Regions from separate parts of the Mus musculus genome. Here region 1 is linked to region 2. A link is a loop called in an ENCODE intact Hi-C map of the cell type or tissue named here. Cell type or tissue: left cerebral cortex. All regions are shown on one strand. Each heading gives the region's core, and the rest is flanking DNA. Links, peaks and the distances in the headings are about the cores only. Region 1 holds the start of LOC115489595 (a small nuclear RNA gene). Region 2 holds the start of Scn3a (sodium channel, voltage-gated, type III, alpha).

Evidence for each region. Peaks named below come from ENCODE experiments on the same cell type or tissue, not always from the same donor. Only the 100,000 strongest peaks of a DNase experiment are listed, where the experiment ranks them.
Region 1: a loop joins it to region 2, with 2.5 times the contacts of the local background. A loop is called at or near these places in 22 of 42 quality-filtered maps.

Annotation. Positions count from the first base shown.
Region 1 is chr2:65,139,331-65,155,808 of GRCm38, forward strand. It overlaps Cobll1 (Cobl-like 1), which reads right to left. Exons shown (of 14, transcript NM_177025.6): 2 at 11,649-11,837. LOC115489595 (a small nuclear RNA gene) reads left to right here and starts at 4,584; the gene lies at 4,584-4,642. In left cerebral cortex, for the core only: a CTCF peak has its summit at 6,278 (motif pointing right); a DNase peak (open chromatin) is centred at 6,314.
Region 2 is chr2:65,560,140-65,576,617 of GRCm38, forward strand. It overlaps Scn3a (sodium channel, voltage-gated, type III, alpha), which reads right to left and starts at 7,353. Exons shown (of 27, transcript NM_001355167.1): 1 at 7,127-7,353. Gm34833 (a long non-coding RNA gene) reads left to right here. Exons shown (of 6, transcript XR_003953838.1): 3 at 10,786-10,961; 4 at 14,153-14,317; 5 at 14,562-14,697. In left cerebral cortex, for the core only: CTCF peaks have their summits at 5,619, 5,822 and 7,453 (motif pointing left); DNase peaks (open chromatin) are centred at 5,683, 5,837, 6,392, 7,217 and 1 more place; H3K4me3 peaks cover 2,171 bases; H3K27ac peaks cover 1,184 bases.

The DNA of each region.
Region 1 (16,478 bases), core at 2,767-10,766, 420 kb before region 2:
CCCATCTGTAAATGCTGGAGTGGAGAGAGTGTGAGGAAATGTCTTAATTGGAAAATGGCCTTAAAACAGACTCGGAGAGAACCAGTTATCTGGGAGAAGTTCACTTGTCAGTTCTCCCTGGAATGCCAAGGCTCTGAGGCGCTGGATGCAGAGTATGTAAAAAACAGTAATCCTATAGTATTTCTAAAACTTTCTTGGGGAAAGACCTGAGATTTTATAGAGTAAGATTTAAAAGCTTGTAAGAACAGTTAGAAGGCTATAGCAAAAATTTATGTGGGAAGCTTATCATACACCTCAAATGTTGGCAGTGTGGAGGCCTGGATTAACTATTGAGCAGGGAGAGAAAGAGAAAGAGTAAGGGGGTGGGGGATGAGAAAATTGAGAATTTACATAAAGTCACTAAGGGGACTATATATCCCTTTGGAACTCTGAGAGGGGCTCTGGCCAATTCCGCCCAGACCTTATCTACAATCCATGTATAAGCTATATGTAAACAACTCTCTGGCAAGACCCCAGCTTAGCAGTTTTCTTCCCAGGAAGTGAGTGGAAGCAATGAAAGAAGGCTGTGCTAATATGTGACAACTAGTCGGTGCTTATTTCCTTCTGGACAACACCATTTGAATAGCTCTGTTAACACACACACACACACACACAAACACTCATACATGCACACACCACAGATACTCACATAGAGCACACACACACACACACGCACACGCACACACACACACACACACACACACACACACTCATACATACACATACACACCACAGATACACACACAGTACACACAAACATACATACATACATACATACATACATACACACCACAGATACACACACACACACACACCACATAACACCATTGAGATCTGTGTGCACTGGCTGGTATAAGAAGGGAGAGTTACATATTCTAGGAAAAAAATATGAATTGAAAACTTTAACAAATTTGTGTAGTGACCTTGTTTTATATACAGCTGTGCCATTAACAGTAAAGGAGGCTATTATCTTTTACAAATGTAGCTTCAGACCAGTTTAAATGGTTAAAATATATAAGAGAAGGTTCAGTGTTTGACGCTAAACCACTGCAGAGTTTCCCTCAACCAGAAAGATGGGAATCACAATGTAGCCCTGTCACAAAGGAGCCGCAACACTAAATGGCAGGACTCCAACTCTGAAGCAGGCGCTGTGGGCAATCATACACACTGCTCCCACAGAAAATGAAGTCAGCCCTTAAATATAGATGAGGATTATCCACCTGAATGCCAAAGCACTTTTGCCAAAGACAACAATCTTGGCTTAAGAATAATTGTCCTCATATGACAGGACTGATAACAGTTAGGGAGCAGGTCTGGCCATAATTACTACTGCCAGGGAAAGAGCCATCCTCCTGTAGAAAGAACACCCCAAAGCACGTTATTAAGTGGCTAGGGAGCATATGCACTGAACTGCCATGGCCTCACTGATGTGCGCAGTGGTCTCTTCCCCCACTTGTCACCACAGCACTGTGAGTTCTGATTTATCGCATTACCAGGTTGCAACATTACTTGCAGACATTTATACAATGATTTCCTGGAAGGAATACTTAAATTTTTTAAAAGCAGCTAATTAAAAAAATGTCTTCAAAAAAACTCTCTTTGACATAAAGAAATCCCTGTGAGATTTCCAACTTTTCATAAACAACAACCAAAAAAATCACCTTTTATATTTAATTCCTTTCTATCATTGCATATGAGCTCAGATCTACCATGAAAGCTATTCCTACTCCGTGACTTTACAAATGAAACAAATGAGGTTTAAGAAATCATAGTATATTTACCACCCATAGTAATCATTTGGATTAGGATTTGTCTGATTCTATATTTAGCATCCTCATGACTCAAAGTAGTGTCCATAGTGGTGAAACGACTGTTTAGAACAGGATAGCTGCTTTATGACATAGTTTTATCACACAGATCAAAGGCTTCATCAAATCTTTCCTAAATCCTCTGAGACCCTTGCTGTATCTGGGACACAGAGTAGTAGTAATCTTAACCTGGTTTTGATAATGGATGGCTAGAGCTTCTATTTCTGTGTTTCAAAGATCCAGCTGGATATCAAAAGATTCAGGCCACAATGCAGTAAAGGGCTTCACGAACAGTCTAAAAATGACATAGGTGGATTTCCAAGCCTGCACATGCTTAAACAAGGCCACTTGCCCACAGGGTGCCTAGGTAATTTTTTATTCAATCTGGGGCAGCTGAGAGCAAAAGTAATGACTCAGGGATAAAGGGCACTTACAGGAACACCCTAGAAAACGGGAACACCCAACAATAAGTGAACTGATACACTGCCTTACACCTAAAGAACAAGTAAGATTCTTCTTATGTGTGCTTTTTCTAATCTGCCCTAGTCTCTAACAATGTATCTTATGCAATTTCAACAAATCCTCAAATCCAAGTTGTGTTGTTTCTCTGCCTTGCCAACAACTGAGTAAGATCTGTGCTGTGCGAACTCTTCCCGAACCAAAGGAACTCAGAAATGGAACACTGAACACTTTTCTGCATCCAACATGGAGAAGACATTTCATCCTGGATTTGAGAATGCTTTACTAGGGATTTCTTCATGTCAAAGAGAGTTTTTTTGAAGACATTTTTTAATTAGCTGCTTTAAAAAATTTTAAGTATTCCTTCCAGGAAATCATTGTATAAATGTCTGCAAGTAATGTTGCAACCTGGCAATGCGATAAATCAGAACTCACAGTGCTGTGGTGATAAGTGGGGGAAGAGACCACTGCGCACATCAGTGAGGCCATGGCAGTTCAGTGCATATGCTCCCTAGCCACTTAATAACGTGCTTTCGGATGTTCTGCAGGAGACAAACACTAAGCAGCAAGATGTGAAGATAGCTAACACTTGAACACTGTGAAATGATTTCATATCAAATATTAAAAATAGACAAGGAGTAAACAGAGTTTTCTCCTGGAAAACCATCATTTTATACGGTGGTCTACTCCATCATTTACTTTAAATGCTATTTCCAGAACAAGTTAGAAATAATGACCTTTATTTAAGAAATGAAAAACCCTTCCATATAAGAAGAAATCTATTCCAGCTGCCAAGTGCATTCCAGACCTAGAGAAGCTGAAGCAGGAGGATTAGGAATTCAGAGCCAACCTGGGCTACAGACAAAGATCCTGTTGCAACAGCAACACATGCATCTAAATAAGCCACCACACCAAAACACAAACAAACAAAAAAACAATTAAACAACAAAAAAGAATATACTCAGAAAATATACCAACCACACCCACCCTCCCCACTCCCACAGAGTTGTGATATGGTTTGTCTTCATTATCAGCCCGACTGAACTTTCAATCTCCAAGAGACAGAGCAGAGCAGGTCTTTTGAGAGCTTTTCTCAGATAAAAAGCCCTATAAATACGACATTGATTCTCAGAGGAAATCATATGCTTTTTCTTCAAAGACGGGGAGAAAATGTCATAAAGCAGTCACTATCAGTAGAATTAGGAATCGTGTCTATAAAGGAAATCAGAGCTCGATAGTAGAAAAGGAGACACAGGAGGCCTTAGTTAGAAACTAATGGAGTGAGGGAGTGAGTCCTGCTTGGCCATATAAGGGGCAGCATGACATGGTTGCTGCCCCTGAAACATAGCCAGCAGGCTTCCACAAGTGTGGATGGTTGCTGTGGATATAAGGGTTGTATGTATAAAATACGTATTTTTTTTTAAATTCATGTTCCTCCTTGGGGAAGTACTCTCCCTGCCAAGGTTATTAGAGAATGTTCTCTCTGCCAATGTTAATGACTCCATGATAGTTAGAAACAGTGAGTCCAGGAGTCGGGTGTGTATTCATGTCCTTAGCAAGAATGGTAAAACTTTCAGGACAGCCCTTTAAGGCTGTGGGAAAGAACTCTAAAAGCAGGAGTTCAAAACTATATAATTTCTCAACTATGCGATATAGAAGGATGAAATATGAATTGTATAAGGAGCTTCATAGATCCACAAGAACAGGGGGAGATGGACTATGAGCCAGCTTGTCAGAAGGATACTAGCAAAATGCCACCCGAGTTTTTGTTCGTGCTTATTACAAGGGCAGGCAGATTCCTGAGTTCAGGGTCAGCCTGGGACAGAGAGAGTTTAGGGCCAGGGCCAGGGGTGGTAGGAATGGTAAGTTCAGGGCGGGGTCCCATCAAGCTGCCTCATTGTCTCTGCTTAACAAAGTCAGGCAGATTCCTGAATGTTTTTGCAATGTAAAAAAAAAAAATTGCTTGTGGTCCTTTTCCCAAGATTCTTAAGAGGCTATGGTCATGGGATACTGATTCATGGGCTGATCAAGTGGGAACCTGGAGTAAGTGACTGAACTGATATATACATAAAAGACTGGGCTGTTGGTCTGCATAAGATGAACCAGCAAGTGAGTGATAGTTTTGGGTTTTTTTTTTTTTCTTTTTTAGAATTTTCTCTTTCGAGAGCTGAGCTGTTTTAGAGATCTCTGGAGAGTAAACACAGCTTTTTAAGAATGTTTTCTAACAGTATTTCTGGTTTTGGTCCGAAAATCCATGAAGAGCAAACATAGCTCATTTAGAGTACCTCTTTCAGAATTTTTCTAAGAGGATTTTTGACCTTGGTCAGAAATCCCAAGAATTACTTAGAGAGCTAACATAGCTCTTTTAGAATTATTCCTAAAATATCCAAGAATTTTTATAGCAGCTTTTCTGACTTTTATGGGAAAATTCTTGAGCTATCCAGAGAGATTTTAGAACTTTTTTTTTCTAGCATGAGAGAGCCATCTCTACATAGAGCTGTCTTGAGCAGAAACTTATTTGGAGGAACTACAGAGCCCAGAGCTATGTAAGAGAGCTGTCTAGGGAGCCCTCTTGAGCAGACTACAAGGCTGGCTGTCAGCTGTCACCTGCCATTTAGGTTTGAGTTGTTTGTTTCACTGCTCTCAAATATTGCCTCCTCAGAACCCCTCTCCAAGCCAAGGCTGGTCTTTGGTGAAGACTCCTACAAAGACAACTAACTCAGCTTCCATTATGGGAATTTATAGCTCAGAATTTATAGTCACTCCATGGTAAAGAATTAAAAGGACCAAATAGGGAGTGGGTTTCTGACTGTGCTGTCTGGTTTTATGTCAAGTTGAAACAAGCTAACGTCATGTCAAAAGAGGGAGCCTTGATTAAGGAAATACCTTGGTAAGACCCAGCTGCAGGCCCACTCATCCTCCTCATCTATGAGCCACTGGGGCAGAGGAAAGGGCCAGCCCCACAGATCCAAAGCTGCAGTATCTCCATAACAACAGGTTATCTGAGGAGTCCCTGGGAGGATCCAGTATTGATGCTATATTAGAAGCCAGAGGTCTTGAACCAGACTCATTGCAATGAACCTAGTGGTAAAGATGTATAGACAAAAGGGAATGCTATGGGACACACCATGACACACTACAACATCCACAATGAGATTTTTTTTTTTTATGCTTTGTATTTTATTTTTTTGTTTTGTTTTGTTTTGGGGGGATTCTAGGACAGATAGCAGATACATAGAGACAAGGAGACAAGCTGATTTGGATGCATGAGGTAAAACAAAAAAATCAATAAAAGGTTAAGATGTACAGTAAACCTGTAGGATATCTTCTTAATTAGTGACTGATGGTGGAGGGCCCAGCTCGTAGTGGGTGGTGTCATCCCTGAGCATATGGTAGAAGTTCTATGGGGTTCTATAAGAAATCAGGCTAAGCCATCCTTGAGAAGCAAGCCAGTCAGTAGTACTCTTCCATGGCCCCTGCATCAGCTCCTGCCTCCAGGTCCCTGTCCAGCTTGAGTTCCTGTCCTGATTTCCTTTCATGATGAGCAGTAATACGGAACTGTAGGTCAAACAAACCCGTTCCTCCCTATGCCGTTTTGTTGGTCATGGTGTTTTACGGTGAAAATGGAAACCCTAACTCAGACACTGACCAAACCAGCCTGGAAAAACATCTGTTTTTTGTTTGGGTGGTTGCTTTGTTGTTGTTTTGCTTGTCCTTTGGTGACAGGGTCTCGTTAACTGTTGACCACAAACTTGCTATTTCTCTGAAGGTGACTTTGATTCCCCTACAAACTTCTGATCCCCCAACATCTGACTCCCAAGTACTGGCGACAAACATGGCTCTATTTAGCAGTTTTTAATAAGTACAACTATAATGTGAAGTTTTTAATTCTGATCCATACGCATTTTAACAAAAACTGACTCACAATGGTGTAGCCTGTCACTTTTCTTAGTCTACTCACTTCCAATAGGTGGCACTCTACTCCATGTAAATACTCCTGGGTTGGCTGCTGATCCGCCCTGTACCAGTCTGAACTGCTCTTAGTGGCACTGACCAAGGGAATAGGGCCACAGGTTTTATATGAAATATCTCTGGGTTATTTAACACAAAAACCTTGAGGTCACACACTAAGCTATGAAGCAAAGTGTAATTTTCATGCTGGGGTTTCTACTTAAGGGCAATGTTGCCTTTGTTGGCAGGCATGGTATCCGAAGATTCAATCATATCAAAACAAATGTCTACTTGTATAATGAAGGGCTGTCTCCAGGCTTGTTATACACGGTGGCCTTTCCTTCCTCCCTGTTGAAGAAGAGGGTTGCTAGTACAGCATAGGATGCCCCCCCACCCCACCCCCACCCCCAGCCACATCCTCAATGGGAAACGTTCATCAATCTCCCAAACTGGACATTTTGGTTAAAGATATAGAACTTTCTCCTGGGAGGCAGCTGCAGGAGGAATGTGAGCAGAGATCAGTTTGTTTTACAGACTGAAACACTGTCTCAAAAACAAAAAAGGAACTTTCCCCAAGCACCAGGGTATCTCATCCCTGAGTGCAGCAGCCTCCCATGCTCACTTGAGCAGTTAAGGACAGCAACAGTGAAAAGAGCAACTCGGTGGGATACCTGCACATAGGCGCATACACCCAAGTGCATGCACACGCAAACACACATGCGTGCACACACACACACTACATGTTATAGACAAATATTCTAGTTCCTCCTTCCTTCCATCATCCAAGCTATTTTATTGCAGACAGAAATGGCTAGAGTTTTCAATCAGACTACAGCTACCATCAACATAAGCAAGGGGAGAAGATAGCAGAGACAGATGGACATGGCATCACTAAACTCCGGTATTCACTAAAGCTGCCATGCTAAGTCAGGATAATGTGTCTTTGCTCTCCCCTTAGCATCATTGATTACTGCCCCAACGTCACTGTGTTCCAAACCAGAATAAGCTCTAGGGAAAACCAGTGGACACACAAAGGCATTCTTCTGCAGGTAAAGTTATACATGCCCATGTTCATGAAGGGAACATTTCAGACATACTCTTGTATCAGAAATGTGACAAGAGATCTTGAAACATCTTCCCGCAGATAGGGTAGGTATACTTTAGGAGAGAAATTCTTTTGAAAAGTAAAGCACAAATATACTCTTCATACGTATTACGTTCTGATGCCAATAATGTTTTCTGCACCAAATGCATGGGCAATCATGCCATCAAAATACGTTTGCTGGCTAGAAGATGGATAAGCAGTTAAGAACACTTGTTGCTCTTGCAGAGGCCCAGGGCTTTATTCCCAGTACCCATGCAGCAGCTCACAACGGTGCACAACTCCAGTTCTAGAGGACTTATGGACAATCTTTCCTGACCTCCAAAGGCACCAGGCATGTATATGGAACTAAGATATACCTGTGAGCAAAACACTCATACATATAAGCTAAAATAAATAAATTTTTAAAATGTTAGAAATAAATGGTTAAAAATAATATTCAAGTATAATTTAGACAAATTCAGAAAAGATATTCTCAAAAAAGAATCTAGAGACAGACCCCTCAGAGTTTTTGATTTGTCTAAAACTCACTCTTGTACTTCAGCTTATTTAAAACTAACTTTCTCAGTCCTACACAGAATTCTTGTATTAATCTGTAGGATCTTTTTCCCTTTTACAATTACAAAAATGTTATACTGTAATTTTTCCATTAGTTCACACTTTTAATAAATACAATATATTTTACTATTTGTGTTTTTTGGGCTTATTAACAACTTTTAGAACAATGGCTCATCAGTAGCTGGACTTGTTAAGACAGCTTTAATCACACCCTTAAGGACTCCTCACACCACACTCCTGTAGTACCCCCAAATTACTCTTGGAGAAGCCCACACTACACTCTGAAATACATAGCAAGGTCTTTCAAAAATATCACAGAATCATACAAAGACACTCCAAAGCACACTCTACGTCATCAACAGTTAGAATACTCATTAATCCTCTAACTGAAAGGCTCATAAAAATGACCACACACAGTCAGCTCCTGGGTGACAAAGCTATTAAAAGCAAGCTGCTACATGAAAACCTGCTAGCAAGTAATTTCTAACTCATAAAACTTGAGCCTTCAACTTTTTTAAAAAAAAAATTAAATTAGAGACACTTCCTTTCAGGGCCCTCCTGCTTTGATCTCTACCTGGAAAGAATGGCTCAGCAGTTAAGACTGTTCTTCCAGAGGACCCAAGTTTGATTCCCAGAACTCAATTCAGGTGGCTCACAATGGCCTGTAACCCCCGCTCCAGTGGATCGTAGACCTTCTTCTGGCCTCTGCATGTACCTGCACTCAAATGTGTGTGTGTGTGTGTGTGTGTGTGTGTGTGTGCACACGAGGTTAAAGACAGAAATACATCTTTGTTTTGTTGGTGGTGGGTTTTGTTTTGTTTTTTAAAGACAAACATATAGAAAGCATAGCATGGAACAACACCATGGGAAAACTATCCTACTGCATAAAGAACCGAGAGTGTGGAAGTGAGAGGATGCAGGTGAGTCTAGGGATGTCAGGAAGCTTTCGGATGAAGTGCCATTGGAGCTGCATAAGCTTCCTGGAGTAAGAGCAGATGGAAGTCCTGTAGAATGCTGGGGGTGGTGTTTATAAAGGTACTGAGGTCTTTTTTTTTTTTTTTAAAGGATCTGTAGAAGAATGAAGAGTCACATGGCAAAGCTTAAGATACATCAAAGACGGCAGGGAAGGAAAAGCCTACTTAATGTCAGAGGAGAGATTAACATATACCAATCTTCACATGGTAGTCTGGACTTCCTTAATTCAGTGTTCAATCGCAATAGCTGCATAAACTGAGATGACCTTAAGTCAAGCAATCTGTGTGTCCAGCAACAAAGGGCCAGGGGCCAGGTGACAGTGATCATTTCCCTATAGAAAAGAACTTGGGAGGCGGGGAGGAGTCTGACTCTGTGATACAGAGCTCGATGGCCTTGAACCCCAATATCCCTCCCCATCTGTAAACACTAGAGCCAATATATGTGCCAAGCAGTGATAGTATTTCATGTAACCCTAGCAATATACAATGTGTTATTTAATCCTAACAATTCAGGCACAAACCTTTTCCATAGATAAGCAAATGCCGCAATGCAACCAACAATAGCTGGGCTGGGACATACACAAAGGTTGATTGATGGAAAATTACCCAGGACTGAGGAATGGAGAAGCCAAAGAGCTAGAAGACAAAGGTATGGAAAGTTCTTCAGGCCTCTGGACCTGGCAAGAATGCTTGTAGCAAAAATGATTCAGAACCTTTAAGTGATAGATGAAGAAAACCCAGAGCCAAAGAAAATGTGGACTCGAGGAATACAACGGGGCATGAAATCCAGTCAAAGTCAGACTAAGAGAGGAGGAACAAATCCAGCCGAGAAACAGAAGGTGGAAACCCTGATTCAAAGACTACTAAAGGAAGACGAAGGTCAAGGTCTCAGCCAAGGGCAGTTCACTGTGATGAGATAGCCCCAAGCTCTCAGGACGGAGGACTCAGGATGTAGCTATTCAGAGTAAAGGTGGCAAGGAGGAAGCCTGAGACTTGTGAATGGGCAGGCCTCATAAGAAGACCAGGGTTCAAATCCGAGGCCAAGCTGCTAGGATAACAGCTGATCCCAAACAGAAAAGACCACAATCCAGTGAGCTTACTGGGACATCTAAAGAAGGGGGTGGCCAGTGATGAAACCAGCCTTACCTACAAACAAGCCTTAGAGAAAAGCCAGGGAAACTGAACAGCTGGGAGTCAGCTTTGAGGCCTCAGCTACATCAATCCCTTTCACCGTTTTACTTCAGTGTGTGACAGACTACTGATTTGAGTGTTTCATGTGAGGGCTACGATGTTAAGAGTCCTGGTTTGAGGATCATAGTCTTCTGCTTCCTCCCCCAGATGAGGCAGGCACAGGTGGAAGGCTACCACGATTCATGACAAGTGCAAAAACCTCATCAATAGGGCTCAGTGAAGAAATCCTGAAACTACTTTAACTACAAAAACAAATGGAAACAATGTAACTTACTGAGACTTAAGACTATAAGCTGGAATTCTTAGAAGAATTTCCTAAGGCTGCATTCATTATATTTTCATCAGTCTTTATAATATTTAGAGTTACATATGTGTGATAGTTCATATATGGTTGGCCCAGGGAGTGGCACTATTGGGAGCCATGGCCTTGTTGGAGTAGGGGGTAACCTTGTAGATGTGGGCTTTAATACCCTTGTCCTAGCTTTCTGAAAGCCACTATTCTGTTAGCAGCCTTCAGATGAAGATGTAGAACTCTCAGCTCTGCCTGCGCCATGCCTGCCTGGATGCCACCATGTTCCCATCTTGATGACAATGGACTGAACCATTGAACCTGTAAGCCAGCCCCAATTAAGTGTTGTCCTTATAAGAGTTGCCTTGGTCACGGTGTCTGGTCACAGCAATGAAACCCTAGGTAAGACAATATGATTGTGATGAATTTGAAATTATCATAATCCCGAGTGAGAGTTTTATGGAAAGCCATAGAGGTGTAATGCAGTAACACACTGTTTCCTTCTTTTGCTACACATGCCCAGCATCCCATAGTAAGGTCAAGCAATCTCTACTTCTAACACAAGCCACTGGATCACAACACAGTGGGGAAGGCAGAAAAGTGCACAGTGAGGTCAGGTATACGGTCCATGCCACTCTCTACCTCAGGATGGAAGGGAAAATTACAAGTGGCTTTGTTTCATTTCCCCACCTTTCAGATATTTAAAACTGTTAATCTCCTAAATCACACCTTCCTTCCCTGCCAGCTCACGATTGACTTTCTATTTCTGCTCAACGCAGCCAGGATTTTATTTTATGGGATTAAATGAGTGAACTTAAAAAAAAAATCCCTAATGTTGCATATAAATCTATTTGTTTGGATAAAAAAGAAAATGCTACTTTTTAACTAACTCTTACATCCCAGCAGCAGCCTGAAGCAGAAAGAACAAATTGGTAAGGACAGAAGGAAGAACTGTGCTGCAGACACTGGCTCTGGAACCTGGACTGACACATGAGATAGTAGGACTGGCTCTTTTCACCTACCAACAAATAACGAAATAGGTAAAAAAAATTCCAAATCTTAATCATTGAGTTGGATCAGTAGAATACACAAGCTTGAGACTGACCCACTGATAGAGAAGGCCTACTACTCTTTTCGCCCTTCTTTAAAAAACAGAGAATAACTCAAAATCAACAGGTATATTGTGTCAAAGGAAGATAAATGACGACGTCGGTCACAGTGGTTTCAATGGTGGCAGAAGAGCGTGGGGTGCTGGTGTTTTAGCCGCTGCAGCATACCTGCCATGAACAGTAGTAGACTTGAGGATATCTCCCGGCAGGACCACTGAGAGCTCAATATCTTTATCTATCATATTGTCTTGTTGCTCTGTGACGACAGCAGTAGATTCTACAGGGTCTTCAGCAGAAGAGACATCAGTGCCCTTCGTCTCGGCCGGAGGAAGAGGCGCCTTCCCTTTTGTTTTCCTGCTACGAGAAGAAGAAAATTCAGAAAATAAAAAAGATGCTTTCCAGTATCACCTAGTTTTATTAAAGAAAAACAACTAAACAACAACAACAAAACAAACAAATGAAAAACCTTAAGTTTTTATGACTTTCACATCAGGAAACTTTTAATTTATTAAACTGAAAGACATGAAATATAAATGGCCAATAAATACATGAAATATATTCATCACTAGCCCTTAGAGAAAGAACCTAAAATAGCACTGTGATCTCAGCTCGTCCTAATCAGAACAATGGACATTAAGAAAACAACAACAACAACAAAAAAAAACCAAACAACTAACACTGTTGAGATTTACAGAAAAAGGAGCCCTTACAAACAGTTAAGTATGACAGTAAACTGGTCAAACCACTTTGGAAATCTGCATGACTGTTGTGGGTTAAATCACAACCAATGGACTGTATGACCCAGCTGTGCCTCTCCGCTCTTCACTGAAAGGGTATTTAAGTCAGGATACCATAGCATCCTTGTTAAAGGATGTTCACTGCCCCACTATTTACAACAGCCACACTGTGGAATCATCTTAGGAGTCCATCAACAAGGATGCATAAAGGACACGGGTCTATACACACAGAACGGCATATGATTCAGCTGTAGCATACAATTATATCACCTGCAATAAAACGGATGCAACCGAGGATTATGACAGTAAGTGAATTCTGGCTCAGAAAGACAAATCGTGTGCATTTTCACTCATTTGTGGAGCCTTGACTTTATATAGGTACTATGTGTATTACCTAAAGGTAGAAAGAAACTATGTGAATGAAGATGAGTAACAGGAGAGGGAGACAGGAGGCAAATAAAGGACATGGGGGTGAAGCGAGAAGGGCACTGTGCATCTGTATGAAAATGGCCTTATGAGACCCAGAGCTCTCTGTGTATAATTATCATATTCTTAAACAAAAAAGGCAAGGTAAAGAGACTCCCTATTGGCCTTCATCCAGTTCAGTGTGTTCAGTCCTACTGAAGTAAGAATATCATCTCTTCTTTGATGAGATAACTTATGAACAATGTCTCAAGATGGACTGTTGTACTGTACACCTCACAGTGGTCTCTGAGTCTTTCCTGATTTCTTTCCAGTTTAGTGTACCCTACTTCTCCATCCAGATAAACCTTATCTATCCTTTACTGTCTAGCTTACTCCCTCTGGCCCCAAACATGCACACAGAGCTTCTTTCTTCTTTGAATTGATGCAGTGTTTTCAACCAAATCTTTAAATCCAGCTATTTTTTTTTTCCTATCATTCCCTGCTCACCAGATCACCACTCTGAATTTACGATACCAGAAAAGAAGCAAGAAAGCTGTAAGTGGCTGTGTTTGGTACTGCTCCTAGCATTGAACAATGAACTCCCTCACTGTCTGTAAGACACACACTCAGACACGACTGTTACCCAGTAGGCATTTTCAGACGAGTTTAACTGAGGCAGGAAAGATCCACCCTGAATGTAGGCACCACTTTCCGGAAGGCTAGGGCCCAGATGGCATAGAAAGAAGAAAGGGAGAGCCCTGGAATCCTAATTATCGTGACTTCCTCACCATGACGGACTACGCTGGAAAATTAGGAGCCCAAATACATTCTTCATTGCTTTTGTCAAACACTTTGTTGTAATGGAAAAATAAAATAATAATAATTTAAAAAAAAAAACACAAAGTAACTTTCCTAGCCTTGTGGTTCACGGACCTGTAAAACTGCTATGTAGAAGGAATATGGAAGGCTTTGGAGCTGTAGGCTAGAGAAGCCCAAATATGCTATGAGCAGAACTGAATGGGCCATTCAGGACTTCAGAAGACCAGAATGCCTTCAGAAACACAGGCAGTAAAGGTCAGGCTCTCCAGAGGGTTCTGAGATGAACAGGACTCTATCAGGAACTGGGTTAGAGGCCATTCATGTTATGTTCTGGCAGCGAGTCTGGCTGCATTATAAAAACCTGAGTGAGTCTAAAAGTAATGGACTGAGTTGTTCAGCAGAGCAAACTTAAAGGCAAAAACATTCGGACTGTGGCCTAGTGTTTGCCTGCGCTCTTTATTGAGGTTTCTGTGAGATTCACAGCAGAAATGTAAAAGTGTGCAGTTTAGCACACAGAAAGGAACTTGAGTATGGTGAAAGGTACAGACAAGATTGTGACTGATGAGATAGCAGCAAAGAGATTAATTAGTGACAGAAAGATATATCTTATACTCTTTAGCGGGTAACAGGAAAGATGTCCTGAGGCAAGACCCCATCTATGGAAGGTACCTACTTTTAGAAATGTAAATTAATTGACAAGAGAGATCTTGAATTAAAAATGCCACAGACAAGTCTTCCCTGTTGAAGGGATTCCCTGCTTATAAATATTTACTCAGGAGAAGTTATTTTCCTAGGTTTCAGTCCCACAAAACACCGAAGCCAGTGCAGCTATGGAAGAGGAGTTCAGATTATTTCTTGGGTTGTCAGCAGATCATGTTGGGCACATCATGCACAAGGTACTGGTTTTATAAGTATGTAAAAAAAAAAATGCAGAACTTCTAGGATCATGGTAGTTTATATCATAGTTGTCATAAAGCCACTTAGGCCAAGCAAAGTTGGGCTCCCTACTTTGAAATACTGCTCCACGACACATGAAGATAATGTCCAGTTGCAGTGAAGAAGCCAGTATGTTGAAAAGGTTAGTACCACTAGATGTCCACTAAGAAAGCTGCAGGCATGGAGCAGAGACTGTCTATGTTAGAAGCTATGGATACCACAGATAGCAGAACTGAAAGACCTGGTCTGGCAAGTCTACTATAGTGAGAGGGCTCATAACCTGGATATGAAGCTGAGGACTAATTAGTGCCAGAAAGATAAATCTTGTACTCTGTAGTGGGTAACAGGAAAAATGTCCTAAGAGTAAGACCCCATCTATGGAAGGTACCAACTAGTAGAAACACAAATCAATTGGATAAGACAGATGTTTTCCCTGCTTGGTCTCCCTTCTTTTGCCTCTATTTCTCCTCTTTGGAATGTGTATATCTACACTGTCCCTCTGTATACTGGAAGAAACAATAATGTAATTTTTAAAACTTATTTTACAAGACCTCACAGTTAATTTACTTTGGGTCTCATACGACACTTGGACATTTGAACAATGCTAGAACTGTTAATAATTTGGGATTCTTACACATGAAACAAAGGCCTTTTGTTTTATGAGATGGCCATGAGACTTTGAAGACTATAAATTTGGGATTATGGCTTAAAAACTGTTTGATTATCAAGTTGACAAGAGATAGACTTGTAACCAGTTAATATTCACAATTAACATGGATACATTTAAAATCATTTGATGTTTGTCTCATGTAAGAGACAGACTTATGGGTAGGCTTGTGAAAGTGTTTCTGGAAAGGTTCACCTGAGGGAGGAAGACCCACCCTTATTTGGGTGGTGCCATTCCAAGAGCTGACAATGTAAACCAAATCCAAGGCAGCAAGAAGACAGAGCTCTGGCCTTCATAATCATCTCCCCTCCTTACTGACCCAGGATGCCCCAGGCCTTCCCCCATAATAGACTATATTTTAAGTTGTTTTTGCTACATTGTCACAACGGGAAGAGTTGTAACTTCAACTGTAACAAATACAGTTATTTCATACATTATAAATTGGCTCCAATGAAATTTCACAAATATATACACTAATAAATATTTTCAGTGTCAAAAGGGCAATGAGGCTACTTAGAAATAGAAAGAGTAGACTTCCAAAAAGCAATTATTACAGAAACAATTAAATGATGTTTTGGTCTTTAAAAAATTGAAATGTGAAAATAAAAACTAATGGCATATACATATTATTTAATATTTAAATAAAATGTAAAGTTTGAAAATGTTATCTTAAAAAAAATAATTTTAGGTTCAGAGAAAATGGTTCAGAGTTTAAGAGCACTGGCTGCTCTTCTAGAGAACATGAGATTGTATCCCAGCATCCACCTGGCAGCTATACCCATCTGTAAATGTAGTTCCATATTGGATACCCTCTTCTGTTCTCTATGAACAGTAGGCATGCATGAAGTGCAGAAACATGAATGCTGCAAAAATACTTTTACACACACACACACACACACACACACACACACACAATATTAGAAAAAAAAACGAATTTCTTTGGAAGGGAGAATATTATTCCTTTTCTCCCAGGACAAATGTAAATTTTAATTCTGCATTTCCTGAGAAAATGTAAGATCCATACAATATATATATATATACACACACCATCCCCCCACTCAGTAAATTTATACCTATAAACCCAATCAACTTTGAGCACTGCAGTAAAAAGGCAGAGGTAGTTGTTTGTATACCAGGTTAGTAAAATTAACTAGTCTTTGATTTTTAGTCATATAACCAGATTTATATTTAGAAAAGACTTCTTGCATAATTTGCAATAAAGGTAAATTTTTAAAACTGTTAAAATATATAAAAAGTTCTTTTATCTATAAAGGAAGATGTTACTCTGCTAAATTTTAATCTTTAGAAACTGACTACTCACATATTATGAGCATTTATCATATAATAGATTATTTTTGTATCTGATACAAAAGCAAGCACAAGAGACCTAAATCCAGATGATTCAAATACAACTTTCAAAGGCATGGCCCATAG
Region 2 (16,478 bases), core at 4,320-12,319:
GTTAGAAAGGGCAATTTACAAATTCATCTGGAATAACAAAAAACCTAGGATAGCAAAAACTATTCTCAACAATAAAAGAACCTCTGGGGGCATCACCATGCCTGACCTCAAGCTGTACTATAGAGCAATTGTGATAAAAACTGCATGATACTGGTACAGCAACAGAGAGGTAGCTCAATGAATAGAATTGAAGACTCAGAAATGAACCCACACACCTATGATTACTTGATCTTTGACAAGGGAGCTAAAATCATCCAGTGGAAAAAAGACGGTGTTTTCAAAAAATGGTGCTGGCACAACTGGTGGTTATCATGTAGAAGAATGAGAATTGATCCATTCTTATCTCCTTGTACAAAGCTCAAGTCTAAGTGGATCAAAGATCTCCACATAAAACCAGAGACACTGAAATTTATAGAGGAGAAAGCGGGAAAAGCCTCGAAGATATGGGCACAGGGGAAAAATTCCTGTAAGATCAAGAATCGACAAATGGAACCTCATAAAATTGCAAAGCTTCTGTGGGGCAAAATAAGACAAAAGACTGTCAATAAGACAAAAAGGTCACCAACAGATTGGGAAAGAATTTTTACCAATCCTAAATCTTATAGCAGACTAATATCCAATATATACAAAGAGCTCAAGAAGCTGAACTCCAGAAATTCAGATAACCCCCAAAAATGGGGTACAGAGCTAAACAAAGAATTCTCAACTGAAGAATACCAAAGGGCAGAGAAGCACTTGAAAAAATGTTCAACATCCTTAATCATCAGGGAAATGCAAATCAAAACAACCCTGAGATTCCACCTCACACCAGTCAGAATGGCTAAAATCAAAAATTCAGGTGACAGCAGATGCTGGTGAGTATGTAGAGAAAGAGGAACACTCCTCCACTGCTGGTGGGATTGCAAGCTTGTACAACCACTCTGGAAATCAGTCTGCAGTTCCTCAGAAAACTGGACATAGTACTACCGGTAGATCCAGCAATACCTCTCCTGGGCATATACCCAGAAGATGTTCCAACTGGTAATAAGGACACATGCTCCACTACGTTCATAGCAGCCCTATTTATAATAGCCAGAAGCTGGAAAAACCCAGATGTCCCTCAACAGAGGAGTGGATACAGAAAATGTGGTACATTTACGAATGGAGTATTACTCTGCTATTAAAAACAATGAATTTATGAAATTCTTGGGCAAATAGATGTATCTGGAGGATATCATCCTGAGTGAGGCAACCCAATCACAAAAGAAGTCACTTGATATGCACTCACTGATAAGTGGATATTAGCCCAGAAACCTAGAATACCCAAGATACAACTTCCAAAACACAAGAAAATCAAGAGGGAAGATCAATGCGTGGATACTTCATTCCTCCCTAGAACAGGGAATAAAATATCCATGGAAGGAGTTGCAGAGACAAAGTTTGGAGCTAAGACGAAAGGATGGACCATCCAGAGACTACCCCACCTGGGGGTCCATCCCATAATCAGCCACCAAATGCAGACACTATTGCATATGCCAGCAAGATTTTGCTGAAAGGACCCTGATATAGCTGTCTCCTGTGAGGCTATGCCAGTGCCTGGCAAACACAGAAGTGGATGCTCACAGTCATCTTTGGATGGAACACAGGGCCCCCAATGGAGGAGCTAGAGAAAGTACCCAAGGAGCTAAAGGGGTCTGCAACCCTATAGGTGGAACAACAATATGAACTAACCAGTACCCCCAGAGCTCGGGTCTCTAGCTGCATATGTAGCAGAAGATGGCCTAGTCGGTCATCATTGGGAAGAGAGGCCCCTTGGTCTTGCAAACTTTATATGCCCCAGTACAGGAGAACAGCAGGGCCAAGAAATGGGAGTGAGTGGGTAGGGGAGCAGGGCGGGGGGGGGGGGTGTAAATGAAGAAAATATCTAATTAAAAAAAGAAAAACTCTGGAGTTTTTAGCTTTTCAGAGAAATGACTCCATCCTCCATGCTCCTGGAGAGGACATGGTGCTCTCTTGTTTTAGAATGGCTTGGAATGAACTTCTTGGCTCTTTAGTCTCCACATGCAAATCTTCACTCATTCCTCAGACTTGCATTCTCTGCACAGAAGTTTGGGTTCCTTTCCTTTGTCTTCACTTTTTAAGGCCATTCCCACCATAGTTCCAATAAAAAGAAGATTCGTAGGATACTCTGGAACAACTTCAGTTACAGAGAGGAAATCTCATAAAAGTAATGTCTCACAAAGACATGTGGAAGACAGACAAACTAACAAACAAGTGACTAGATTAAACTGAGGCTTAAGCCTGCAACCTGTATACTGTTAAGCCTTTTACAAGATCGTGTCAGTCACAATGCTGTAAGTAATAAGAGTTGTGATTTAATGAATTACTCCAACTCCTGGAAAAGCAGAAGTACAAAATGTTCTGCACAACTCAAGAATAAAGTATATTCTGACTACTGGGAGATTAAAATTCCCCAAAGAGAACTTCTCGGCAGAAAATGGCCAAAGTTATTTAAAGAGTGACTTTTCATCTTTGAAGTCACCCACTGACTAAAACAATATTAAATCACTCTTTAATAATGTAGGGACCATCATTTCTCCTACATTGCTCGCGCATGGCGCGTGATCACATGGAGAACTTCCTGTGTGTAATCTCAGACAGAATGAAACTCTAATTCAATTGTTACAGAAATCACAGAGACATTTAAAGGAATTGTTGAACTTTGGAAATCCTTGAAAACGCCCATATAGACGACTTCTGTGTTTCTCTCTACTCATTTGGATATTTTCCTTGTAACTGTTTTTCATTCATATATATTAGGCAAAGTTTTCTTTCTATATGTTTCTTCCATTTCAAATCCAGAATTTCAAATAACAGACATGGGAACCTAAGAAAGCTATGTATCAATAGTTGTCGCATTGAAACTTAACGTGCCCAGTTGAATAGGTAAAATTAAATTAAATTTCTAAGTTAACTGTGGAAAATTCTACTGAGACTAATTATGTATTCAGATAGAAATTCAAACTTTAGGGACCTAGAGAGCCATAGTGGATGTGGCAGTTCGTATAACATAGCGTTTCTTTGCTTTGCAAGTAAGAGAACTTTTATCATCGTCCCACAGTTAATAGAGTGAAAACCAGTATTATTTTGCCCTGAATTTGGTGGCTACCATTGGTTACATCACAGTAAAGGGCAACCAAAGAATGTGCTAACTTTACCCACAAGGCAAAACACATGTCAGGTGAAGCTGAGTGATGGAAGTTGCCTCCAGATCAAATAGAGGTGCAGGATGCAATAGCAGCAGGTCCGACACTTTTCCTTTCCAAAATTTCTAGACATTAAAATTATAGGAATTTGGATTCTGCGTTGCATACCAGTTGGATGTGAAAATTGTTCATGGGGCAATACTCAAATGAAGGTAAAAAACAAGCGAATTGAAGTTATCATCATAGAACCTAAAAGTTCCTAAATTAATTGTTTCTGATTTTAATTATATTTCAAGAGCAGGTGAGCAACTGATCCTCCTTCTCTGTAAGATGAATAAAGCATCCAGTTAGAGAAGTACAGAAATGAATAATAGATTTTCCAAGACAAGCGAGACATTGCCACAAAGTAAGTCCACCAAGTTTCTGTACAGGAAGGATAACAAGAAATAGGGATGTGTGTAGCCCCTGAAGGCAAGAAATGTCACCATCTCATTCTATGCTCATTTTTTGTTGGAAAAAAAAAAAGACATTACTTACTTGCACTTACAGATGGTTTCTGATAAACTTCACCCTGCAATTAACGACTCACAGGAACTTGGAGGAAGCTGGAGCCAAGAGAAATGACTGGCAACAGATTCCAGGCTCAGAGCCTGTCCTGCTGAGACATGTTACCCTGCAGTTGCTCAGCCTTTCCTGCTCTCGGCCGTCCTCTCTATGCTATCCTGAGTCCATTAAGTCATCCTGGTGGCCATGAAGATGGAGCTGACAGCCCTGTTACTGGAGTCAGTTTAAAGAGGCCCAGGGTGGTTGAAGGAAGGGATTAGGAGGCCTGGGGTGCTGAAAGGTCACCCAGGCTCTAGCTCACAGAGATCCTGGTAGCACACAGCTGTCAGAAGCACCAAGCTGCACTTAGAGAGTCTTTAGGGAGAAGTGGGGCCTTCGTAGCATGTCAACAATTTCATCAGGCACATTTTGCCTTCCCACATATAACTGTGACCTTAACAGGATTTAGGCCCAGAGAGTTTGGGTCTCAGTCAGAGCTAAGACATTTCTTAGGCTTAGGTGCCGTGATCTGATTATCATAGTATTATAGAAGTTACTTTAAAAAAAAAAATTGTGATCCCTCACAAAACATAGATTTGCCTCTGTGAATCCTCCCAGAGGCCTTTTGTCTGAAATGCAAGTCCTCTTAAGGTAAGATGAAGTGATGATAATGCTCTTGGTTTATCATCACTTGATTTTGCTAAAAGGAAAAAAAAAATGAAACATACAAACAAGCACAGTGCAGTCTGAAATAACACCAATGGACAGGGAGAAACATCTAGAAGTTCCACGAACTCACCAGAAAGGGCCTGCATCCACTAACTGACATTGTCATGGGTAACACATTGGTCTTGCTGATGTTCAGCCAAAGCCCTCTTCCAAGATAACACTTAACCAAGATAACATTTAACCACAGTTCAAATCCCCTCTTGGTTTCCTCCCTCTCCACCTTCCCCGTTGTGGCAGAAGGTATTCATCACTGGCACTAATAACAGCAATGCTACCTGTTCCTTTCTTGGGTGCTGGGGTGGCAAATAAGAGAGGAAGGCGACAGTCACTAAGCCCTGAACAGAAACTATTTTATTTCCACAGTTTTCCAAGTAGGCACATCATTGCTCTATGGACAGTGTGCTAGAGGCTACAGAACTTGAGTTATTTGTTAGAAAACAGTGAAGCTGCTAAGCTCGTCCCCAGTTTTCCATCCACTGCTTGCTGTTTCTAGCAAAGAAGGAACTGGCCAAAGACCGCCAAAATGTCTCCACTTCTCTACCCTCATGCCCAGTGAAACACTCATTGTCAAACTGGAGTTAGGAGATCCAGGGATGCCCCTCATAGAGCTGAACTCAGAAATCAACAGCAATAAGTGGAAGGAATTAGAATCTGGCTTTGACTTGACTTCTCAACTACTTCTGTGGTAGCTGCTGTCCTTTTGGAGCCTACAAAGCTCACAAGTGGCAGAACCTGAACCATGTCCCCATTTCCAGCTCAGAGTTAAGCTCTACCTTAAAAAAAAAAATAAAAGTAATGTGTGCCTTACAAATGAATCTCTGCATTTTTTATAAAGAGTGAAATACTCTCATTAGCTTTAGATGGCTTGTAATAGGAACATTTCATTTCTGATGAGTTCAAAGGGCATGTTTTGCAAGGTGGAGTTGTGTGTGCACATCAGCTTTTCCCACTACGACCATATGTGTAGAAGAATAAGCAAGACAAGCAACCAGGAGAAGTGAGCATCCAAGCCAGATGAGCAGCTAAGGAGGCACGGCAACTTTAAAAACACAATCAAACAGGTAGCATCCAGGGTCCAAATATAAATATCCATTCATAAATGCAAACTAGTCCAATCAACCAGCTCTGGCATTTACAAAGCACGAAGTTACTCACTTTCAATCACCTGCAGGCGTGGCGGGTACTGTACAATACATCTGAGCCAATTAGCATTTATTTCTGAAAACCCTTTCCAAGAAAACATTTTTCTTTACATCCTATAGTCAGTCGGAGCTCTGAAATATGTGAGACAAGGGCTTTCTGCTGAGGCAGACACTATTTTGAAATGTTTTAAGGGGGAGTGTATTGCCTCCCGATGTCATTTACTGAGTGAGATTGCTTGGTTTGTTCGCCAACATGATGAGAAAATATACTTCAGGTACCCCAAGGTATTTTTTTGTTTGTTTGTTTGTTTTAAGGCCCTTTGTTTAGTACCGACCAAAGCCTGGGTTGATATCACGGGTCTGTATTTCTTGCAGGACACACTGCTCAGAATAGATTAGATGTAATATTTCCATGCAGATTCTCCTCACAAACACTAATGGCTTCATCTTTGTCCTCACAAGAGACATTACACTACCTATTGCACACACACACACACACACACACACACACACACACACACACACACACACACTCACACACACTCACACACACACACACACTCACACATGAGAGAGAGAGAGAGAGAGAGAGAGAGAGAGAGAGAGAGAGAGAGAGAGAGCTTTGTAATCTTAAAAACTTGTCTTTCCACTACTGCCTGTAGGTCTTCTGCTAATGTAGCAGTGTGATCACTGAATGGAACATTATGAGTGTGGTGTAAAACATTTCAGTGACAGGCACAGACTCTACACAATGTAAATTATTCTCATTTGGTCTCAAGTGAGTTTTCCTGGTGATTGGTAGTAATAGTACTGATAATAAAAACCAACCATGAAATGTTCCAGGAAGGAAAGAAACCTACCCAGCTCTCAAGCTTCTGGCTGTTAAAAGGTAACAAAACAGGAGGGTATGGGACATACAGGAATTCATGGATCATTTCACTTTTACCAAATCAAATGTATTTTAATGTTACTCTGGGTGGTCTCTTTCCCTCTATGCTGATAAATTTCTAAGAAAAATAAGAATGTCTAAATAGCCAAACACCCTTATATATTGATATCACTGTCTGTATATGGCTTCTCCAGAGCTTCTAAGTAAATAAAATTAAATTGAATTTAAAAAAAAAATAAAGCACAGAAAAGGTAGCTCCAATCTCACTGAGCATTTAATGATTTAAAGATGCCGAATAGGCGGTGTCGTCCTGAAATCTAGTGGGTTGACATTAAGTCTAACAAAACAGATGTTCTCTCTATACAATGAACCCCAAACATCTGTTTCTTTCACAGACACACACTCCTTAATTCCTAGTCTGTATTGTAAGTCACCATTTCCAGACAGAGGCTGTTTCCTTTGAAAGATAAAGGAATAATAGTAAGCAGTTTACAAATCAAATGATACCTTTAGTTCTTATAATTTACATCTAAACATTAGGCTTTTAAAAATGGCAGCACGGGGAGGATTTTAAAATGAGAAGATGATCTGGTGGCTAGATTCTACGGTGCAAATAATTAAATGTTTTGTCAGCTTACCTGATGGAGAGCCTTAGGAATCACAGCTCAACAAAGGACAGCATCCAAGATGGTTAGAATGGAACGTGCCACCCCCAGTAGTTCTTCAGATTTGGGCCACAGGGATTTGCAAATTACATTCAATTTTTTTTTCTTGCTTTCTCTGTGGATATGAAAACAAAGAGACCTTTCCAGAATCCTTTCTGCTTATGCCTCCGCTTCCTGTTCTGAGATTCACTCTATGATACCCAACATATATCAGAAAACGGCCCTGGAAGGAAAAAAAAAAAAAAAAAAGAAAGAAAAAGAAAAAGCTGGCAGCATTCAACGTGTTACTGCCATCTACTGGCAGACACACGCCATTGCGCAAACGACAAAACACTCCTATTATTCTCCATCTCTTCGGAAGGCAGGAGGCAAACCTGTATGGAAACATTATGAATCATGTAAGGGCCCCACGGTGACAGCAGAGAGATGATGGAGGCGGGGGGGGGGGGTGGTGGGGGGTAACCTAGCTACCACACGAGTGTGCACAGTTAACCTTTCACGCCTCTTTATGTATTTACTTTTTAATTTTCTAGTTGTTTGATTAGGAATCACAGGTTTTCATAAAATCTTCTCTAAGTCTGCTCTTCCAAGATGAGGTCCCCCTCCACACAAGGTGAAAAATCTGGTTTCTTAGAAAATAGTACAACATATATGCAGATGTAAACTTTTCATATTTTTTATTTCTTTCTTTTGTTTTGGTTTTGAAGACAACCTCTGATCTGAATACCTTATTTATTTATTTATTTATTTATTTATTTATTTATTTATTTATTATTTTTTAGGTGTGTGTGGCATATATATGTGCTCCTTTAGGGGGTGTGTATGTGCTCATGAAGGGGCAGCGTAGGTGGGGGTTGACCTCAGGGGTCTTCCGTGATCTACCTCTAGCTCAGCCTTTGAGACATTAGGGCAGCAAATGCTTGCGACATTGAAACAGAATCACGTAGTCAAAGGGAAAATGACTTTTGTGAGTTGAGGGGGCTCTTAACAGCAGTTTTTGGTTTTACTTTTCACATTTAGAGAAAAATTATCTCATTAAACATGGAATTAGACTGAAGCAGCAAACTCCCCGCCTCTGTCCCCACTGCTGGGGTAGAATCAGCACCGTAGCAGGCCTGGTCTTGGACGGTGAGGATTTTTTAAAAAAATTCTTATTGATTCTTTGTGAATTTCACATCATTAGCCCCAATCCTACTCATCTCCCCATCCCTTTGTATCAGCCTTCTGCCCCTGCAACATCTCCCAAAAGAAAGAAAGAGAGAGAGAGAGACAGAGAGAGAGAGAGAGAGAGACAGAGAGACAGAGAGACAGAGAGAGAAAGAAAGAAAGAAAGAAAGAAAGAAAAAGAAAGAAAGAAAGAAAGAAAGAAAGAAAGAAAGAAAGAAAGAAAGAAAGAAAGAAAGAAGATCTCTCACCTTGGAAGCTGAGGTGTGTCATTGCAGTGAGTCATTGGTCTGGTTCGAGGCCTCTGGCTTCTGCTACTCCATCAATCCTGGATCCTCACCGGGACTCCGCTCAGATATCCTGTCGTTGCCCTATAAGGTGGCGATCCTGCAGCTTGGATCTGCAGGACCACCCAGTCCTGCTTCAGCTGTTCATAGGTAGGGTAGATGCTCGAGTGGGTCAATTCAAAGCACGGGATCTGGGCCTGGGTGGTAGCTGAGGTGGTCAGCCCACCGGCTCTCCAGGGCCCATACCGTCAAGGCTCGCTGCTCTGGAACCCTTGGGACCAGCTCTCCTATGTTGCCTAGGCTAGGGCTGGAGATTTTAAAGGAGGTCCTAGTGCCTGAAGAGCAGATCATTTCCCAACCAACTACTTCAGATAGCCTTGGCTTACCTTCTTCAAGGTGGATTTCAGCTGTTCCTGCTGTCATACATACACCCCCCCCCCCCAAAAAAAATCTTGTGGTCAAAAGAAGCTTGTTTCTTTGACAGTACATATTGATGCAACACACATACATTTACATGTTGACAATCTATCAGCCTTGAAGACAAGGCTAGACCATAATTGTCTATCAGGAAGAAGTTTACTCATAACGAACACTGGAAATTCGGACATCATTGTTTTAGACGTGTGTTCAAGAAATACTTACTTTATTTTTAAATTATAGTCCCCATTTTGCCTGATGGTAGAAACGAGATGCACTCAAGCCTATCAACATTTGTCTCTGGGGATGATTTCCTTAAGTCCTTTAGTCTGGGATTCACAAGACCAGGGCTCTCCTCTGAGGCAGATACTATTATGAGATGTTTTCAGAGGGAGTTTAGATCCAGATGAACTGGGTCACCCAAGGCTTTTCTGTACAATTTCAAGTTTATGTTAAACCAGTGTATGGTTTCCTGAGGTACCTTCCTGTATCATAGAGGGGTAAGCTCCAGGAAACATGCATATGGAGAAAGCAGAATATGGTCCTGAGCTATTCTGTAAGTAGATGTCCAGACCTGTCTAGAATCCTCCCCCGACTCACAGATGTCACCTGTCCACACTGACCCATGGGCCCGATCACCTGTGTCATGCTTATTAAGACAGCTGCCCACGTTTATGGCCATTGTTTACCCAGTGTGTTTTCAGCTCTGCCGACCAAGTCACAAACCCTCATGACTTGTTCCTGCCCTTGGGAAAGAAGGTAAAACGTGAGTGAACTCTTTCTAGCACTTGTCTGGGCTGACAGAAGATGTTCTCTACCCCAAGTACCCATCTGTTCCCCACCATTTTCAGCACACCTGAGGTCAAGCACTGTGGTTATTAGCCCAGCGAGGCACAATATCTGGCATCTTAGAATGCTCTAACTTCTTCTCTTCCTCATGTTCAGATAATCCTACTTGGATCTCTCATGCCACAATAACCTGGATCCATAGGTTTTCCTCTCAAATCATTCTGTCTTACATCTAAGTGATCGGCTACCTCGTCCACTATAACAATTCGCCGTACTTGGTGGCTCAGACCTACCTGTGGATAATTGGTGACAATTGGTGTTTGTTAAAAACCTGTCAATCATAACAGGTTTATGACTACACACCATGACAAAATACAAATCCAAGCCCAGTATATAACCGACTCCAGGAGTTTCTGGTAGTGCTCCCCGACCTGGCATCCTGAAACTTCACCACCGTCTTCTGTGTGCACAGCATGTACACTGCCCATGCCATCATGCCGCAGTGGTAAAGAATACTGCCTGAGTCACCTCAGCCCTGGTATGAGGCTAATCTCTGCTATGAACTGCAGTGATTTGACTGTATATACAGAGTGTTCTGCTCTTATAAAAGCATAAGAAACCTAATTATTGAGAACAAAAACTTCAATATTTCCCTACTGCCATTCTTCAGCAGGTACCAATTTAGTAACCCGTGGATTGTGTTGTGTTCAAACGTTTAATATTTAAAGTTGCTACATGCATTGCTGATTTGAGGGTCATAAACATCATTAGGTGGATAGTATCTGGAATCAGGACAGAATTGTCAACGATTTCTGAAATGTTCATAGAAGCCCGCCTGCCATTTTGATTACAAAGGTATATAGCCCCCCCCCCATCGACACCTATAAAGTCAAATCATAGACCAACTCAATAAAACTTTGAAGATTCTCAGTACCCTAATGTTATAACTCTTCAGCTAAACTCTCACCCTTTTAGTTTATTCCAGATCCAGAAAAGAACACAACCAAGGTTAACCATCACACTTGGTAAATGCGTCCTGGGCAAATCAGAGGGGTTCTGAGCAGAGGAAATCCACAGCCTCCAGCTAACTCCTTGGGATTCATCTCCCCGTCCTTAGGTTTCTGCATCCTCGAGCTCTGCAAGAACAATGTGTAAGAGCTTTACTTTTGGTTGATGCTGATTTCTAAGTGCTTCTTAGCCATATGATATTTTGTTTTAGTGCCCATAGACTCTGAAAGGACTACAGGATTTTTTTTTTTTAACAGTGTGAAATTAGCTCTAGCTGAACGCAAATGTCCCTTAAGAGCAAGTGGTGCTACTGGCCAGTATGTGGTAGGACTATGTGTACAGACAAGAACGCTCATGACTGCATGGCTACAAACTAAACACATGGGAAGCCACCTAAGCATTCACCAACAGGAAGAATGGTGAAAGAATGGCCGGGTGTCCTTGACCTGTCATAGCAACACAGACGAAGGACAGGAATTCAGGTGCCAAGATGGTGCCAAGATGTTTTTCAGAAATACACAGCTGAGGAGGAAGAAGGTTGGCACATATAAACAAAACACGGGGATTTCGTTATTAAATTTAGAAGAGGGCTAAATGGATTACAACGGCAGAAGTAAAGAACAGCGTTTTGTCTCATGCTGAGACACCAAGCATGGTCGAGAAAGGTCATGATGAGGACTGTTTCTGGTCACCCACACACTGATGGTTTGATTGTTGTCACCTCTAGAGAGGAGAGATGAATGAGACTGTGTACGTGTCTCTTTTACTTGAAGTCCCACATTTATAGGTCTATTCATGTAAGGTTTTCTAGAGCTGCATGTTGCTCTGTTATCCAGATAGACTGGAACTCATTATGCTTTTGCTTTAGCCTACACAGCTCACTCATATTGATGTCATTTCAGGGATAAATGTGAAATGCCAAGTACATTAACGGTGCATCTTCATATCCACTATACTTCTTTATCCCTCCGCCACTCCCTCTTTCTGTTGCATACTTGATGATGCCTTTGGCCATTGTGAATGTGCCCTGGAACTCTTCTTCATTCAGTTCCTCTGTCTTGTTACCTTGAAGATAAAGTTGCTTCCCACATATTTTCATTTGTGGGAAATAAGCCCAGGCAAACTTAAGTCTTGGTGCTCATGGTTTTGCAGCTCTGGAGTCAACTTTATGTTGTAGGATTCTAGCATACATATGGAGAGCTCAGGTAGCCCGTTGCCTAATGTCTAACGTGTAATGATTGAGAGGAGCAAGCGATCCTCTTCTGGAAAGACAGCAAAACACTTTCTTGGTTATAACACCTGCATTCTGTGAAGTGTCTTTAAAAATTAGGGAGTATAGATGAGTTTCACAACTTTCAGTTAGAAAAACCAAATATTACATGGTGGTAGAATTGGTTTAAAACCCTTGGTATTTGTTCGTGCAAAATCTGCTTGCTAGAGGGACTGAGGAGAGGGCTCATACAGTGAAGCGCCTGCAAGCAAGCATGGGGTCTTGAGTTCATATCTTTAGAACCCACATAAGAAGCCAGGCATGAGATGTCTAACCCAACTCTGTGGGTGTGAACACATGGGTATGCCTGAAGCTCATTAGCTGCCAGCCAGCCTAGTTGTACTGATGAGTTTTGGATTCAGGAAGAGATTCTGTCTCAAAGGCTGAAAATATAGAACAAGCAGGGGAAAACACCCAACACTGACCTCTGACCTCTGCATATATGTGCACACATATGCGTGTGTACTTGTGTACACACATGCACTCATCAATGCTAAGTATGTATACAACACCCACACAGTGCCCCGCAAAAAAAAAAAAAAAGTAAATAAAATATACCTACTCCATGAGATGGTTATCATGAACTCAAAGAGTCCAGACATAATTACTAATCAGGTATAATATATTAATTAGGTATATTTTAGTTCAGCAAGATTAATATATTTTTGCCAGGCAGTGGTGGTGCATGCCTTTATTCCCAGCACTTGGGAGGCAGAGGCAGGCAGATTTCTGAGTTCGAGGCCAGCCTGGTCTACAGAGTGAGTTCCAGGACAGCCGGGGCTACACAGAGAAACCCTGTCTCGAAAAACAAACAAACAAACAAAATTAATATATTTTTAACTTTTATGATAAAATGGGAACACAGTAGAACATATTCAATTTCCGTGTGGTCTCTAGTGTAGCTTGCCTTCTGTACTATGGCTATACAGCTACCTGATCGCAATGTTATCTTGAATGACTTTGCCTGTGCGGCTCTATTCCTTCCCTTCTGAAATTACTTTCCTTTACTGCCGTTATTATCACAATTTCCAGCTAACACCTGGGCAACTGCTAATTACTCCAGAATACTCAGCTAGGGTAATGAACTTGATATCCTGTTGCTCTTCCCATAAATGACTTAGATAGCCTTCTCTTTATACCCTCGAGACCACTTTCTTTCCACCTGTCATCGTCAACACTTCACAAGACTATGGGTTCCTTGAGAACAAACACTGCAGCCGATTTCCTCTTTAAATTGCTTCATACAGTTTCCTAGAACATGACAAGTACTGTGCTGGGATAGCACCATGAGGCCACCTACATGGCTTTGTATTTCATGCCTCTCCCATTTCGGGACACAGTAACAAGGCTTTGCAGCCCAAGGATGAGCTAGAACGAGGATATTCTTGTTTTTCTTGAGTTAGACAAGATTGCACTGCTACCAGTCATGCATGGCAACCTGTAATTTACTGTAAGACATCAACCTCACTGCTGCGTTTCACAGATCTGTCTACCTTAGATGTGGAAATGAGTTAGCCATTCAAATGACTAAATATTCTCAGGTGCCTACAAGGGCCCATGACTTAGAGTGGGGTTTCATTAAAAAGAGACAGATGTGACAAGGGCAGGTACCTGGAGCTGTACACTTCTGCTGATCTCTGGAAGGGCTGCCAGGTAATCTGTTTACCCATAGGCTCACACTCTCCACTCTAGGGCTTTGTGGCTAAGCAACAGGCCTTTCCATTTTTCCTACACACACTTTGTTAGTACAACACTGTCAGACTGTCAGATCATCCAAGCTAAGGGGGAAAAAAAAACACTGTTGTTTTTTCCATAAGGCTTAAGCATCTACTACTAATAATAACAAGAAAGTACATAACATAATACAGGTAGAAGATCTTTCATTCCATCATCTAATATATAGTGTATGTAAGTAACTATGTCCAATCTATATATGATCAAGTGACTAGGAGGAGGAGTAAGGTTTTAATTCTGTATGCTCTATGTTTTGTCCTTGCAAATGTTGACTTGCCTCATGATTGTCAGCTTCCTTTGTGTTTTTACTGTTTGTTTTATATTCACTAGTTTCAAAGAAGACTGTGACTCGGTACATGTTTGCGTAAGGTTCTGGGCTGGATTCCCAACTCAGAAAAATCAGTCTAAAACCAGAAAGACAGGAAAGAAGGCTCAAATCACAGGTCTTCTTAGCCCAGAGGATATACAGTTTGCTAAAGCGTCATTCTATGAAAGGTATATTTTTATTTATTTTTTTTATTTTCAAAGATAACTTTAACAACTACAATATAAGAAACTCTGAAGAGTTTCTAAGCTCACATTATAGTGAGAGAGGTGGGTGCTGGTTGTCTAACCCAGATCTGGGGGTTTATATTTGCTATGAGTGGTACATATTTTCCTAGTTTACCACCCTTTGGTTTCTTCTTATCCTCTCTTGGTTAATAAATTGTCTTGATCAGGTGGTTATCTTTATTTGAAGGAAGCAATATAATTCAAGATAAGGACTTCCTCTCCTCTGTGACCAGAAGACGCAATCTAGAACCTGGAGAGTTTGCTGTCTTGGCATTAATCCTGACTGTGAACGTGAGCTAAGGCTCAGTCTACAACCTACCCATGTGAGAAATGACATTAATTTTTATTATTGAAACTTGTTTTGTGTGAATTCTGATACCCTACCCTCATTGAGTAACAAAACACACAAAATACTATTTTCAAGGCTTATCTCCCCTCTTTCTCAAGTGCCAAAGGTATAAATAATTAGTTATCCCCCCTCTATTCTACCTCTTCTACCCAACTCTTTCATCAACAATGAAATCTCAGTAGACACCAGCATCTTATCCATAATCGGCTTGTGTATGATCATGAACAAGATGTTTGACTTCTTGAAGATATAGTTCTAGTATCATTAAAGTAAAGACAATATTAGGCACCTTGCTCATATACTTGGGGTGGTTAAATAAAATCAAATGTATGCAATCTACTTAACACAGCACAGTCATTGCCCCAATAAATACTAGCATTTTATTTTCAGTGATATATGATTATTTTATTATGGCAGCATAATTGTGCAACAGACATCTTTGTGTTCTTCTTTCTTTGAATCTGACCAATTTCTCATCACAGAAAATCTTTCAGTCCTTAGCTTACTATGAACCAAGTATCTATGACCAGCAGGCCCTACTCAAGTTTAATCAACCAAATATGAAAACCTGTTTTCAAGGGATAAAAAGAGAATTTTTAACATGGGCACTGTCTTAGGGTTTTACTGCTATGAACAGACACCATGACCAAGGCAATTCTTATAAGGAGAACATTAATTGGGGCTAGCTTACAGGTTCAGAGGTTCAGTCCATTATCATCAAGGTGGGAGCATGGCAGCACCCAGGCAGGAATGGTGCAAGAGGAGCTGAGAGTTCTACATCTTCATCTAAAGGCTGCTAGCAGAATACTGGCTCCCATGTAGCTAGGACGAGGGTATTAAAGCCCACACCCACAAGGTCACACCTATTCCAACAAGGCCACACCTCCCAACAGTGCCACTCCCTGGGCCAAGCATATGCAAACCATTGCATTCCACTCTCTGGACCCCATAGGCTTGTTCAAATACATGAGTCTGTGAGGATCATATATAACCATAGCATAATTTAAAAAGTACATTTAGTACAACTTTTAAAGTCTCGATAGTCTATAACAGTATCAACCATGTCAAAAGTCCAAAATTCAAAGTCTCTTCTAAGATCCATCCAATTACTTAACTGTAATTTCTGAATCAAGATAGGATATGAGCTCAGCAGACTTGAAACTCTGCATCTCTATGTCTGCTGTCAAAGCACTTTCTAGATCTCCAAATTCCTTTTCATCTTTATTGACGACAACAAACTTCTTTTCCTGGCCTGGGTCCACTCCCTATTAGTAGCATTCCTCAGAATATATCCTATGGCTCTGGCATCTTGAAAATCATGGCTCTACAAGTCAGCTTCAATGTTACAACTTCTAAGCTCAGGTTGTTCTACTCCATTGCCACTGCTATTCTTGGTGAACATCCCATGGTACTGTAATCTTCAATACACTGGGGTCTTCCATTGCAACTAGGCTTCACCAGTAGGTGAGAGCCTCTTATAGGCTCTCTTCATGGTGTCGAGCCTCAAATCCTTTGCATGACCCCTTCAATCCTGGGCTGTCAACTACAACTGAGGCTACACCTTCACCAATGGCATTCCATGGCCTCTCACAGTGGAAAGCTTCCGCTGCTCTTCATGACCCATTTATGTCTTCAAAACTTGTACTACCTGGGTGACTCTTATATATTGCCAAGTACAGTTGGAGCATGAGGTACAACCTTGGCTATCTCTGGAACACAGCTTCTTTGTGCTCTCAGAAAACACTTCCCAGTATA